Linked DNA regions of Mus musculus: region 2 is linked to region 1. The links are chromatin contacts, found by POLR2A ChIA-PET in ENCODE. All regions are on one chromosome and are shown on one strand. The core of a region is the stretch at or near the end of the contact, and the rest is flanking DNA. Distances in the headings are between cores, read along the strand shown.

Region 1 (6,079 bases), core at 2,282-4,781:
ATCCATCCATCCATTCACTTATCCATCCATCCATCCATCCATCCATCCACCCATCCATCCATTCACTTATCCATCCATCCGTCCATCCATCCATCCATCCATCCATCCATCCACCCACCCATTCAACCACCCATTTCTCCATCTACTAATCCATCCATCCACCCACTCACCCATCTGTTTATCTACCTACCCCACCTTCAGCCCTATCCACACTCCACCTACTCTTCCTCATCCAACCATGTACCAGCTCATCCACTCATCCCACCATGATCCTTTGAGCTCCTCTCATCTACCAGGACTTCTGGTGAGAGTATGCACAGACACCCACGCATGTGAAGCTGGCTTGCCTAGGGACTGGTGAAGGACATGGGGCTGAGGAGTGCTGGAGAGAGCTGCTGGGCTTCTTAAGCACAAGGCCATAAACTTGGTTTCCAGTGAAAAGAACCACTATGGCGGGAAGTGTCCATCGACAGGACAGGATGTCTGAGAACCTGGAAGAGGAAGTGTGGTTAGATTCAGGGACCTGGGTCAAGGAGGTGTCTAGATGAGTTCCACTCACTTATGAGTCCATCCATATCCTTGGCCTCCCCAAGGTCCAGCACCCATCCTCTCTCAAGTCCTGTGTGTGATGCTGCTCTGAACATGTCTGAGTGTAGACTCCAAATCTCATTGTGAAGATTAGGAGATGGGTGCCTGGAGAGCAGGCAACTTGACAAAGGCCTGTTCTTGGTGAGCGGTGGCAAGAATGGCAGAGCTGCCAGACCCTGTCATCTCCCTGATCCCTGAGTCAGCGGAGTCTAGGGTGCCCAGGTGTGATATGAACAGGGCCAAGAAGCCCACATGCTTGGCTCTGCGGGGGTTCTATCTACAGCCCTACCTTTTACACCGTCAACTACTTAACAAATGTTCCAGCCCGAGGAATCTTGGGATGGGTGTAGGAGAGAGATTTCTGAGTTCAAATTCTGGGTTTGTCATTCCTCTGAAGTGTCCATAAGCCCCTTACACAGAGACAGGAGATCCAGCTTCCTGTAGACCTGCCAAGGGCTGCACATGTCTGGAAGTGAATAGGCTATGGAGGAGCGGCAGTCAGGTCCCTATGCCCACAGCCCACCATTCTGAGTGTCCTTGCTAAAGCTGTGTGTGGTCACAGGGTTGGCCCTTGAGTCTTAATTCTATAGTATTGCATTGAATTTTATGTGTATGAGTGTTTTGCTCATGTGTATATCTGCACACCAGGTAGGTGCTAGAAACTGAACCTAGATCCTCTGAGAGCAAAGTTCTCTTAAGCACGGAGCCATTTCTTTAGCCTCAGATAGGAGCAGAAAGCCTCACAGACCTCTGAGAAATACCCCTCCCACTGGCCTGGGGGCAAAGGTCACACAGCAGGAGGTGGCACGACTCAGGACTGCAGGAAGAAGCCAGATCGATATACCTCCTATTCTTGGATCTCTCTGCAACAAGAGCTGAGCCCAAGTCCTGGATAGGAGGGGTTTGGCCACGTCTGCCTCTGCCAATGACTCTGCTTAGCTCAGAAAGCGGCAGACGGCTTTGTTGACTGAGGCTCCTCCTGTTTGCCATCTGCCAGCTAGAAGGGCCAGGCTTCCTCGCCGCAGGGTGGGGTCTACAGGGGCCAAGAGGGTGGGTTTGGGGACCCACTTCCAGATACCTTTCCCCATGGGCCTTCATTTCCTCTCTTTCTTTTCTTTCTTTCTTTCTTTCTTTCTTTCTTTCTTTCTTTCTTTCTTTCTTTCTTTCTTTCTTTCTCTCTCTCTCTCTCTCTCTCTCTCTCTCTCTCTCTCTCTCTCTCTCTTCCTTCCTTCCTTCCTTCCTTCCTTCCTTCCTTCCTTCCTTCCTTTCTCTCTCTCTCTCTCTTTCTTTCTTTTTTTTGAGACAGGGTTTTCTCTGTGTAGCCCTGGCTGTCCTGGAACTCACTCTGTAGACCAGGCTGGCCTCGAACTCAGAAATCTGCCTGCCTCTGCCTCCCAAGTGCTGGGATTAAAGGTGTGCGCCACCACTGCCAGAGGGCCTTCATTTCTAAGCTTCCAGGTACATCAGTGCAGGAGCCAGCAGTTGTGCTCAGGTATGGGAGCCAGCCTTTGGGGTCCTTTGCTGCTTGAGTTATGGGAGCCAGGCTCTGGGGTGAGTCAGGACACCCTTGGCTAAGATGCTTGCTCACCTATAGAGGCTCAGAGGTTGGGAGACTTACCTGCCATCACACAGAGGGAAGTATGGTCAGCCACAGGATTGAAGCGCCAGTAGAGCAAGCCCAAGGCACCTGGTTCCTGGGGGCTGTGATCCTGTAGCTAACCTTAGGTTGAGCCTGGCCTTACCCTGCTAGGTCTCTTTTGCCATGGCTGATGGATGGCAGTTTCTTCCATTGCCCTCTAGATTTCCTGTTACAAGATTTTTGTTTGTTTTGTTTTTGTTTGGTTTGAGACAGTCTCACTATGTAACCTTGGCTGTCCTGGAACTTGCTATGTAGACCTGGCTAGACTCACATAGAGATCTGCCTGCCTCTGCTCCCCTCCCCCTCCAAATGCTGGAATTAAAGGTGTGTGTCACCACTCCAGGACTGTTATAGCTTTGTCATGGAGAGCCACACACCTATATTGTCATTCGCCGGTGTGTTGTTCCATGGCTACCTGTTTCATTGGTCACTAGGATAGCCATCAGACTGTTCCCAGCATCTGGGTCATTTGGCCATAGATGGGTACCAGATAAATGTAGGCCCATGGAAGGTGTATTACACCAAGTACCTGATGCTGAGCTGTGGAAACCCAGCCAACAGTGACCAGGCCTTTCTCTGGGTGGGTTGTTCTCCTAGAGTGAAATTGTCACCTCATCTACAAACGCTGAGGATGACTGACTCCCTGCTGGGTGGCCATGGGAACCAGAGATGGAGAAGGTCATGTAGAGGCTGATTGGGACTCAGTTCCCAATTCCAATCATTAGAGTTATTATTATTGGTTGAAGACCAGCTGGCTAGTGAAGGGATCTGTTGTGTTCCCCAGAGCTGAGAGGAGAGGCTGGGACTAGAAGTGGTACAGCTAGACTCAGCTGGATTCAGTGACACAAGCCCCGCCCCTCAGCTCCCCTTCCAGACTCTATGTATTCCATTCAGTCTAGCATCAGGAGGCTTAGATCAGTAGTCTGGGTCTTGCCCAGGACCACAGGCTATACAAGTTGGTATCACCCCTCACCCCTCACAGAACTCTTTCTCTGTACCAGGAGGCAATGCCCCATCCACCCTGTACCAGGCAGGTGGTTCAGTGCTACCAACCCTGCCCCTGGCTGGAACAATGTAGTCCAGACACTCCTGCCAGCTCCGCCCCTTCTTCAGGCTCCACCCTATTTACCAGTAGCTCCGCCTCCCCCCTCCTCAGCTTGAACCAGGAGACTGTCTCCTAGGCCCAGCTCCGCATGCAGACCCGCCCTATTTATATTAGGAGCCCTGCCCCCGATTCCCCGCCAGTTCGGGAGGCCCCGCCCCTCGCGGATTGCGAGGACGCGGGCGCGCGGCCGCAATCGGAGGAATACGGCTTGGTGGGCGGTTTCCCGCGCCGAGAGGAGAGCTGGCCACTGCGCTACCGCCTCGCTCGCAGCTGCGCCGGGCTGTAGCCTAGCTCCGCGTTCCGGAGTCGCCGCAGCCCGTGGGGCAGGTGAGCCCAGCGCGCTCCGCGCTACCCATACCCGGCGCACAGGGAGTCGGGGGCGCGGTCAGTTCGCTGCACCGGGCCCAGGGCTGTCGCCGCCTCCCCCAACGCACAGCGCAGCAGCTGAGTGAAGCCACAGGTGGGTGGCAGCTGGGGGCGGGGCCGGGATGCTCAGGCCTGTGGTTCCCTGGGGGGACCCCGATCCCCTGAGGTGGTGGTGGGTGGGTGCGCAGGATACAGGCCGGGCCCAGCTCGCGTGGGAGACTGACCCTGCTCAGGGCGCCCCAAGTGCTCAGCGTGATCCTACACTACGCTGGCTTCAACCCTAACAGGTGGTGACCCCTGAACCAGGTGTCAAGCCCATGGGGCCCTGGCGGATGACTCCCATGTACAGTACCACCCCCTGACATCCCTGACAGTCAGTTGACAGCTGGGCATAAATGCCAACTTCTTGATAACCCTAAGGTGACCCCTTAACACAAGTCCGACCCTTTGACAGCCCTGACAGGTGACATTTGAGCACAAGTGTCACTTCTGACTCCTATTTCTTTCCTCAGACTCCTGGTCTCTTGCCTGTCGCCCTCATGAGAAAAACCAACATGTGGTTCTTGGAACGACTTCGGGGGTCTGGGGAGAACGGAGCCAGCCGCGGTGAGGCTGGGGACAAGTCTTCCAAGGGTCCCTTGTATAGCAACGTGCTGACTCCGGACAAGATCCCCGACTTCTTCATCCCGCCCAAGCTGCCCTCTGGCCCCACAGAGGCTGAGGGACAGGCGGACCTGGGCCCCTCCACCTCAGAGCAAAACCTGGCTTCACCTGGGCCCCGTCGAGCACCTCGCAGTCCCCGGCTGCCGGCCAAGTTGGCCTCAGAGAGCAGGAGCCTGCTGAAGGCAGCCACACGACATGTGATTCAGATAGAGAGTGCGGAGGACTGGACAGCCGAGGAAGCCACCAACGCTGACCCCCAGGCGCAGGGTGCCATGTCATTGCCCTCTGTGCCCAAGGCTCAGACATCCTATGGCTTTGCCACACTGGCCGAGAGCCCCCACACCAGGCGCAAGGAGTCCCTTTTCCACAGTGAGCACGGGGCCCTGGCCCAGGTCGGATCCCCTGGTGCTGGCCGCCGGCGAGCAGGGGCCAAGGGCAATGGAGGTGATGGGGGATCCCGGGAGGTTGGGGGGGCCCTGATGAGCCCTAGCCGCTACTTCAGTGGCGGGGAAAGTGACACAGGGTCCTCTGCTGAGTCGTCCCCCTTCGGGTCCCCTCTGCTGTCTCGCTCTGTATCGCTGCTCAAGGGCTTCGCCCAGGACAGCCAGGCCAAAGTGAGCCAGCTGAAACAGTCGGTAGGTCGCCATGGCTCCCTGTCTGCGGATGATAGCACACCAGACACCAGCCCAGGTGTCCGTCGCCGCTTGTCCCGCAGGGCTACCCCGGAGCCAGGCCCGGAGTCTGGCCAGGCACCACGTGGAGAGCACACAGTGAAGATGGGCACCAGGGGCAGCGTGAGGCTGCTGGCCGAGTACGAGGCTGCTCAGGCCCGCCTGCGTGTGCGCCTGCTGGCGGCCGAGGGCCTGTATGACCGGCCCTGTGATGCCCGGAGCATCAATTGCTGCGTGGGGCTGTGCCTGGTGCCCGGGAAGCTGCAGAAGCAGCGGAGCACCATCATCAAAAACAGCCGCCACCCCATCTTCAACGAGGACTTCTTCTTTGATGGCCTGGGGCCAGCCAGTGTGCGTAAGCTGGCCCTCAGGATCAAGGTGGTCAATAAGGGTAGCAGCCTCAAGCGGGACACACTCCTGGGGGAGGAGGAATTGCCACTGACCTCCCTGTTGCCCTTTCTGTGAGGTCATTGGTTCCTCCCTTCTATACTTAGCTCAGCTGAGCCGGGTGAGGGTGGGCGGGGCCTCTTGCCCCGCTTTCCCTGGGTCTCTTAGTGGAGTGCGCTTAGGAGATGGGCTGCTGGGGCAAATATTGCTGACTGGAACCCCTTCCCCCTCCACCTTGGCCCATCCACATAGAGTTGTGGGGTTCGTAGCAGTCCCAGGATCCTGGTACCTAAGGCAGCTGGGACCCAGAACAGAGTTTCCTGAGTGTGGAACTTGTCCCCCGCCCCCCGCCCCCCCCCCCCCCCCCCGCTTGGCTGCACGCGGGTGTTTTTCCCGCACGGCCCGGTTGCTCAGATGCTCCGATAACTTCTTTGAGACTTCCCCCAGTCTGTGGGAAGTCATCCTCCCTGGCCAGGCTGGCTCCAGGTAGGCCTAACCTCCCAAGTTCTGGCGCTGATGTGCCATCTAGAGCTACAGGAGGGCTTGGCTGCGGGAATCAAGAAAGCCAGAGTGCACAGAGAGCCGAAGGAGGCGGTGACTCTTGGCTGATGGCTCTTTGGCACAGGCTTCCCTCCACTCCTGCTGATCAACCAGAGCCAC
Region 2 (6,079 bases), core at 1,485-3,984, 55 kb before region 1:
ATGGCTGTGGCCTATGGAGACCTGGGAGGGACTCCCCCCAGCTCTGATGCTCTGGTGGCCTCACAAACTCAGGCTCTCAGGTCTTGAGAATTGGACTGGCTACTGCTGGCAGGCCTCAGTGGTGGGGTTGCCATGTGTGCAGGCTTCAGGCCGAGCACTGCACAGGGACCCACTCTCTCCATACACATCACTCACAGGGTGTTAGGTGGGGAACAGTGGTTTTCCCTGGGGAAGAAAGAGCCTAGCTCTGTGAGCCATCAGACAGATGGGGCTGTGGCTTCTAGGGTAATTCCCAGATGCATCTCTAAGGATTCCACCTGCCTGCTGGCTCCCCCCCACCCCCCCGCCCTTTGCTCTCCTATGTGGCTGACAGTTAGTGATATAACACTAGTTCCTGGGGTGAGTGTGGGGCATTGGGCTATACACAGACAGGCTAGTCTTCAGTAGAGCTGAGGTCTGAACCCCGGAATGGTCATAATTCACCTACATGACATGGTAGGTGTTCCCTCGTGCTCCTGGAACTCTGGCTCCTGTCTAAGTTACCACCCCCTCACAGCCCCACAAGAGAAGCATGGCTAAGAAGTCACGTAGGCAATGGCCCAAGCTTCTGACCTTGGCTAAACTCCTCCGCAGTTACCTAGCAACAGTAAAGACCATAAAAGGGGCTGTTAGGCCCCTCCTCACCTCTCTCTTACCCCTCACTCTCACCCTCTCCTCCCTCCTCTCTCTTACTCTTTCTCCCTGCCTTTCTACAATAAAGCTCTAAAACCACAGTCTCTGCTCATCAAGATCCGCTGCACTCACTCTCGGCCGGTGTGGGAACCTCTCTTCCCCTTTCCCTCTCTCCTATAACCCTGGGGCCTGTTTAGAGAAGTAGCCCCGGGGCTCCCAGGTTGGGCTGCCCCTTGTCCACCCCCCCCCCCAAAGAGTACGTCAGAGGCTTGGATGCCCACCTGGGGCTGAGTGGAAAGAGTCTGGTAGCCCTCTCACGTCTGCCTGACCAGAGCATAGGTGGAACTCTGGCGGGACGTGGGTCTTTCCTCCCTCTCTTCCCCAGGGTCCCTTTTTAGTTCCCACAGGTGAGTAATGGCCCCAAGTTTGGGTCCACACAGAACCTCAGAATATGGTAAACACACAGCTTTCAGCTGGTTAAAATGAGGCCTTGCCAGAGGATGGCAGGTAAGGATCCAGTGACTGGCACAGAAACCAGGTAGTGAAGGACACAGAGACCTGGTGACATGATCACAAAGCTTGCCCCAGATCCTCAGGTGAGGCTGACTTCAACTCACAGAAAACACTTCTATTTTAAATCCCTAGGTTCATTGCTCTTCATCCCTGGGAGAATTCCGGATGCCCCCAGTAAGCAGTTTGTTCCTCCCCTGGGCACCTCACGGTGTGGTCTTGTGTGCGTATTCTCTGCTGATACCTTCAGTCTCCCACTCACATACCCCAATGCTGTCCTAGCTGAAGACTGTCCGTCTACATTCTCGCTGGTTTTCTCCCTTTGTGCCTGTACCCCTCCCCTCTAGCCACATGGGCCCGCCATGCTCCACCCTTCCCTTCTTGGCTACCATCTTGGATACTGAGCCCCTTCCCTCTGGTGCAGAGATGTCTGGTCTGCTCAGCTGGAAATGTATGATCTCTGGACTTTCACTTCCCTAGGGAAGGCCTGAGCTACTGTTGCCCAACGTCTTCCTCCTTGCGGCCCCCTCCCCTGCTCTCCTCCCTGAGTCTTCCTCCAAGCACCCTTTGGAAAGCCACTCCCATGCTGAGACCCTCAGGCATTTGGTCACCCCCTGGCTGATGATGCCCTACTGATCAGCTTCCCTCATCCACTATGCAATGAAAAAGCGTCCTTAGTCGTCACCTACACTGGAACTACTCCCACTGCGGAGCTCCCTGCAGGGTTCACGTCAGGCTCTAGACCAGCCTGTGCTCTGCGTGTGCATCTAAGGAACTTCTGTCTGGGGCCTGGGGCCTGAGTACACAGGCTGTCCATCTCCTGGACAAGCACCACACTATTTATACTACCTTGCTGGGCTTCTTGACCTCCCAAAACCCTTGGCTGCGAGGGCAAAATGGACTCGGGTTCAAAAGCAACCTCCTCCAGGCCGTAATCACCTGGAAGCTCATGCAATAGATGGACGATGGATTACAACCCCCAGCACTTCCTACCCGGACCACAATATCCAGTACACCCCGCGCACACTGCAGGCGAAATCGATGCGAGGCGTGCCGAGAACCTTAAACCTGCCTCAAGCCGACCAGACCCGGGAAAAGAGGAAAGACCACTACTCCCGGAAACGCCCCGCGCCGGCGGCGAGTTGCTCCCGCGCGGGGCCTGTCGGGAATTGTAGTTCTGGTACCCCCGTCCGCCATCGGTCCGCACCTCTGCGAGTGGTGAGCCAGGCGAAGGTGCCACAGCGCGCGGCCCAGGCGCTGTTGCTGCAGGAGGAGCTGGCCCGGGGGCTCCCCGGCGCCTCCGTTGGTCGGCGAGCGTAGACCCATGTTCTCGAAGTAGTGCGCCAAGAAGGCGATGGGCTCCTCGGGCCGGATCTCCAGCACCTTTAGGAGGGCTGCGCGCAGCATCTCCGTCACGCCGAGCTGCCGTAGGAAGTCCTCCTCGCTCTCAGCGGCCGCCGCCGCCTGAGACACCGACGTCCGGCCACTGTCCGGGAAATTGGCCGCTGGTGCTACTGCCGGCCGCCGTTTCTCCACTGCCGCCATCTTTGTTGGGGGCAGCGGGACCGGAAGCGCCGCCATAATTCACGGCGCGATGAGGCGCCTTCCCTCGACGACCATTTTTGTTAAGGGCAGAGGCAGCGGCCCCCCTCTCTGAGAATCTCGATAGTAACAAGCGCAAGCGACCTTTTCCCCCTGTGCCCCTGGCTTTCTCTGTGTGCGTTTTCCTGCTACTCCATGACTGCATCTTCTAGCTTCGGTCTGGAATTGTGAGCTTGCCAGACTTCAAAATGGTCCCCCAGGAAGGGCTTGGTTTCTGGCTTGAAGCGCGATACCTTGCCATCTTGGTAGTGGGCAAGTCTTCCTAAGCATGGTCTCCTAGCAACCAGGCACCCTGGGTACCAGATAAACCCCGCAAAGCTCACCAGGAATCTAGGGCTGAAAGCGGAGTTCAAACCGTTTTCTGCGTTTGCTCCCAGACTCGGCCTGGGCTCTCCCGGGTTTTTGGCCTCACTTAGTCTCCTTCCGAGCGTTAAGGTGCCTGAGCGGAGTTGTCACCAGATTCCTTCCTTTCCCAGACTGTTACCATTTCTGACCACCAGAGGGGGGTGCTCTCTTTGCAATTCTGAACTGCTGTGGCTTTCTAGTATCCTCGCATGTCCCTTTTCTGTGTTATCTTTGGCTCTTTATCTACTGACATACTTTTTATTCCCTTGTCTGGCATCCATACCGCTCTTCGTGTTTTCCCAGGTTACCCCCCAAGTACTTTTTCTAAGCCACTGGATATCTCCTTAGTTACTCTTGTTAAATGCAGGCATTTCCCAGCCTAGTATCCTGTTGCTCGACCTACCAAAGAAAACTGGGATGTGTGACTGTCTCCAGGGACTCTGGCTGTAGGGATAGGTGATGTACAAAGCCTTCCTATTCACAGTACGAAAGAATATGCCAGTGGCTAGATACGGGGCTTTTATTTAGCTCTGGGCCAGCAGGCAGAAAAGCCCAGAAGTCAGGAGAAACTTATAGATGTGCTGACCACCAAGGAAAGAGGCCACACTATCATCTTGATGCCCCAAATCCTGCAGCTGGTCACTCTCTGCCTCCTTTAGTCTGGCATAATGGAGCTTCATAGGTGTGTACATGAGCTAGTGTCTGGGCGAGGACCTGGCCGGTAGCATTTCCACAGGCGGTAGGCAAGGAAGACCAGTGCAAGCAGCCCCAGCACCAAGCTGCCAATCCATAGGACGACGGTGGAGGCTGAAAGAGTAGGAAGAGAAAGGCTGCCATCAGTCCCAGTGCCTGTGGGCTCCACAGAGGGAACATACATAGGCCCTTACAGTTTAAAAGTGGACTTAACTAGCCAGCCTCTACTTGGGTAGAAAACAGCCACCCAACCAGACATACTCAAAGACAGCATGGAAGAATGAATCTACTTAAAGGGAAGCTTTTGTTTCTAAATTACGGTCTCACTCTGTAGCTTAGGCTGACATTGACCCTTCTTCTTCTACAGCTCAAGTACTTAGATCATAGCTTGTGTGCCATCGTGCCCAGCTTAGTTCTGTTTTGTTTTGTTTTGTTTTGTTTTGTTTTGTTTTTTGTCTGTTTTGTTTTGATTTTTTGAGACAAGAGTCTTCTATGTAATCCTGGCTGTCTGTCCTGGAACTTGCTCTGTAGACCAGGATGTCCTTGAACTTAGAGATACACCTGCCTCTGAGATTAAAGGTATGTGTCACCACCACCACCTGGCTTAAGGTTTATTTTTTTAATGTTTATTTTGTGTGTGTGTGTGTGTGTGTGTATCTGTGTGTATGCCACAAATGCAGGTACACTTGGAAGTCAGAGGAGGATGTCAAGTCTCCAGGGTCCTGGAGTTACAAGTGGCTATGCGTTTCTTGTCTCTGCCTCCTGAGTGCTAGGATTAAAGACATGCGCAAACACACCTGGCGTCTTATTTGCATGTGCAGGAGTTATTTTAGTGTTGATGTACATATGTGTACCATGCACACATGGTGCTCTGGGAGGCCAAAAGTGTGGGTTACATTCCCTGAATCTGGAGTTACAGATGTTTGTGAGCTATCACATGGGAAGTGAACCCAGGTTCTCTGTAAGACCAGTAAGTACTCTTTAATTTCTGAGACATCTGTTGCTTCAGACTCAATTAACGTATTTAAAAAATCAACCATTAAGACATGTGTCATGGGCTGGTGAGATGGCTCAGCAGGTAAGAGCACTGACAGCTCTTCTGAAGGTCCTGAGTTCAAATCCCAGCAGCCACATGGTGGCTCACAACCACCCGTAATGAGATCTGATGCCCTCTTCTGGTGCGTCTGAAGACAGCTACAGTGTACTTATGTATAACAATAAATTTAAAAAAATGTGTCACAGTGGTGTGCACCTGTTATCTCAGCACTGAAGAGGTTGAGGCAAGATCACGGTCACTTTTAGCTATGATGCAAGTTTGAAGCCAGCCCCGGGTATGTGAAACTAAAGTTAAATAGCTATGAAGTCAGCCCCGGGCATCTGAAACCAATGTTAAATTTTTTTTTCACTTTTTGTTTCACTGGATCTTCCTGTCTCTGAAAGACTGCAAGGTGCCCCGAGTTCTAAGAGGTCTCCAGACAGGAAAGCATACTGAACATGGGGAAACTGAGGCTAGGCATGGTACAGACTCCTGCTAGTGTTTTAGTCCCATTTGTCCCTCCCTCCCAGGGCCCCAGACTCACAGGAATTCGGGGTCACCTGGCCAGGAACATACAGATTGGTCACCTGCCCGCCAGGGTCCTGGCGGCACTGGAACCAGCCCTCTACCATGGGACCTGGGGGCAGCACGCTTAGCCATGCCTGGGCCCCAGCCTCCCTCTTGTGGTAGGTTGCCAGGTCGCCAGGAGCCAAGGTCCAGCGCACAGTAACTCCGGGCCCACAGGATGCTTCACAGAGTAGCTCCCAGCCTGCCTCCAGGTCCTGGTGGATTTTCGGGCGGCAAGGTCCCTCAGAGCTCAGAGTCCTAGGGCTAAGCTTGGGGTATGGAGGGGCAGAAGGTAGGGTGGTGATGTTGAGCCCAGTGGAGACTGCCTCAGCAGTACTTGATGAGGTCAGGATGTAGGGCTCAGCAGAGGTCGTGTTGGGGGGCTTAGGTGAGGTCTGGCTCTGTAGTACTGCAAACAGAATGAATGTTCTTCCTGTAGCCTCAGTTTTCCTCATCTGCAACCCAGTATTGGTTCAGAATTCTTCCATCACCCTTCCCACATCACTTAAGAGGCACAAGGCATCATACTAGTTAGGATCAGCAGCTGATGACACAGACACAGAACAGGAAGTAGGTACTAGCTCTTATGCAAGTCTACCAGATCACTGTTTATTTTATTTATTTACTTTGGTTTTTCAAGACAGGGTTTCTTTG

What was found. ChIA-PET counts read pairs that join two places held with the same protein, here RNA polymerase II (POLR2A).
Region 2: POLR2A ChIA-PET joins it to region 1 with 14 read pairs in embryonic stem cell. The contact joins the promoter of Tpgs1 here to the promoter of C2cd4c in region 1. POLR2A ChIA-PET finds 5 or more read pairs at or near these places in 4 of 5 experiments (Patski and embryonic stem cell).

Annotation. Positions count from the first base shown.
Region 1 is chr10:79,611,470-79,617,548 of GRCm38, reverse strand. C2cd4c (C2 calcium-dependent domain containing 4C) reads left to right here and starts at 3,531. Exons shown (of 2, transcript NM_198614.3): 1 at 3,531-3,792; 2 at 4,211-6,079. The coding sequence starts at 4,238. The coding sequence ends at 5,497.
Region 2 is chr10:79,666,094-79,672,172 of GRCm38, reverse strand. It overlaps Tpgs1 (tubulin polyglutamylase complex subunit 1), which reads right to left and starts at 2,734. Exons shown (of 2, transcript NM_148934.3): 1 at 2,390-2,734. The coding sequence starts at 2,727. It overlaps Madcam1 (mucosal vascular addressin cell adhesion molecule 1), which reads right to left. Exons shown (of 5, transcript NM_013591.3): 4 at 5,403-5,834; 5 at 3,631-3,936. The coding sequence ends at 3,806.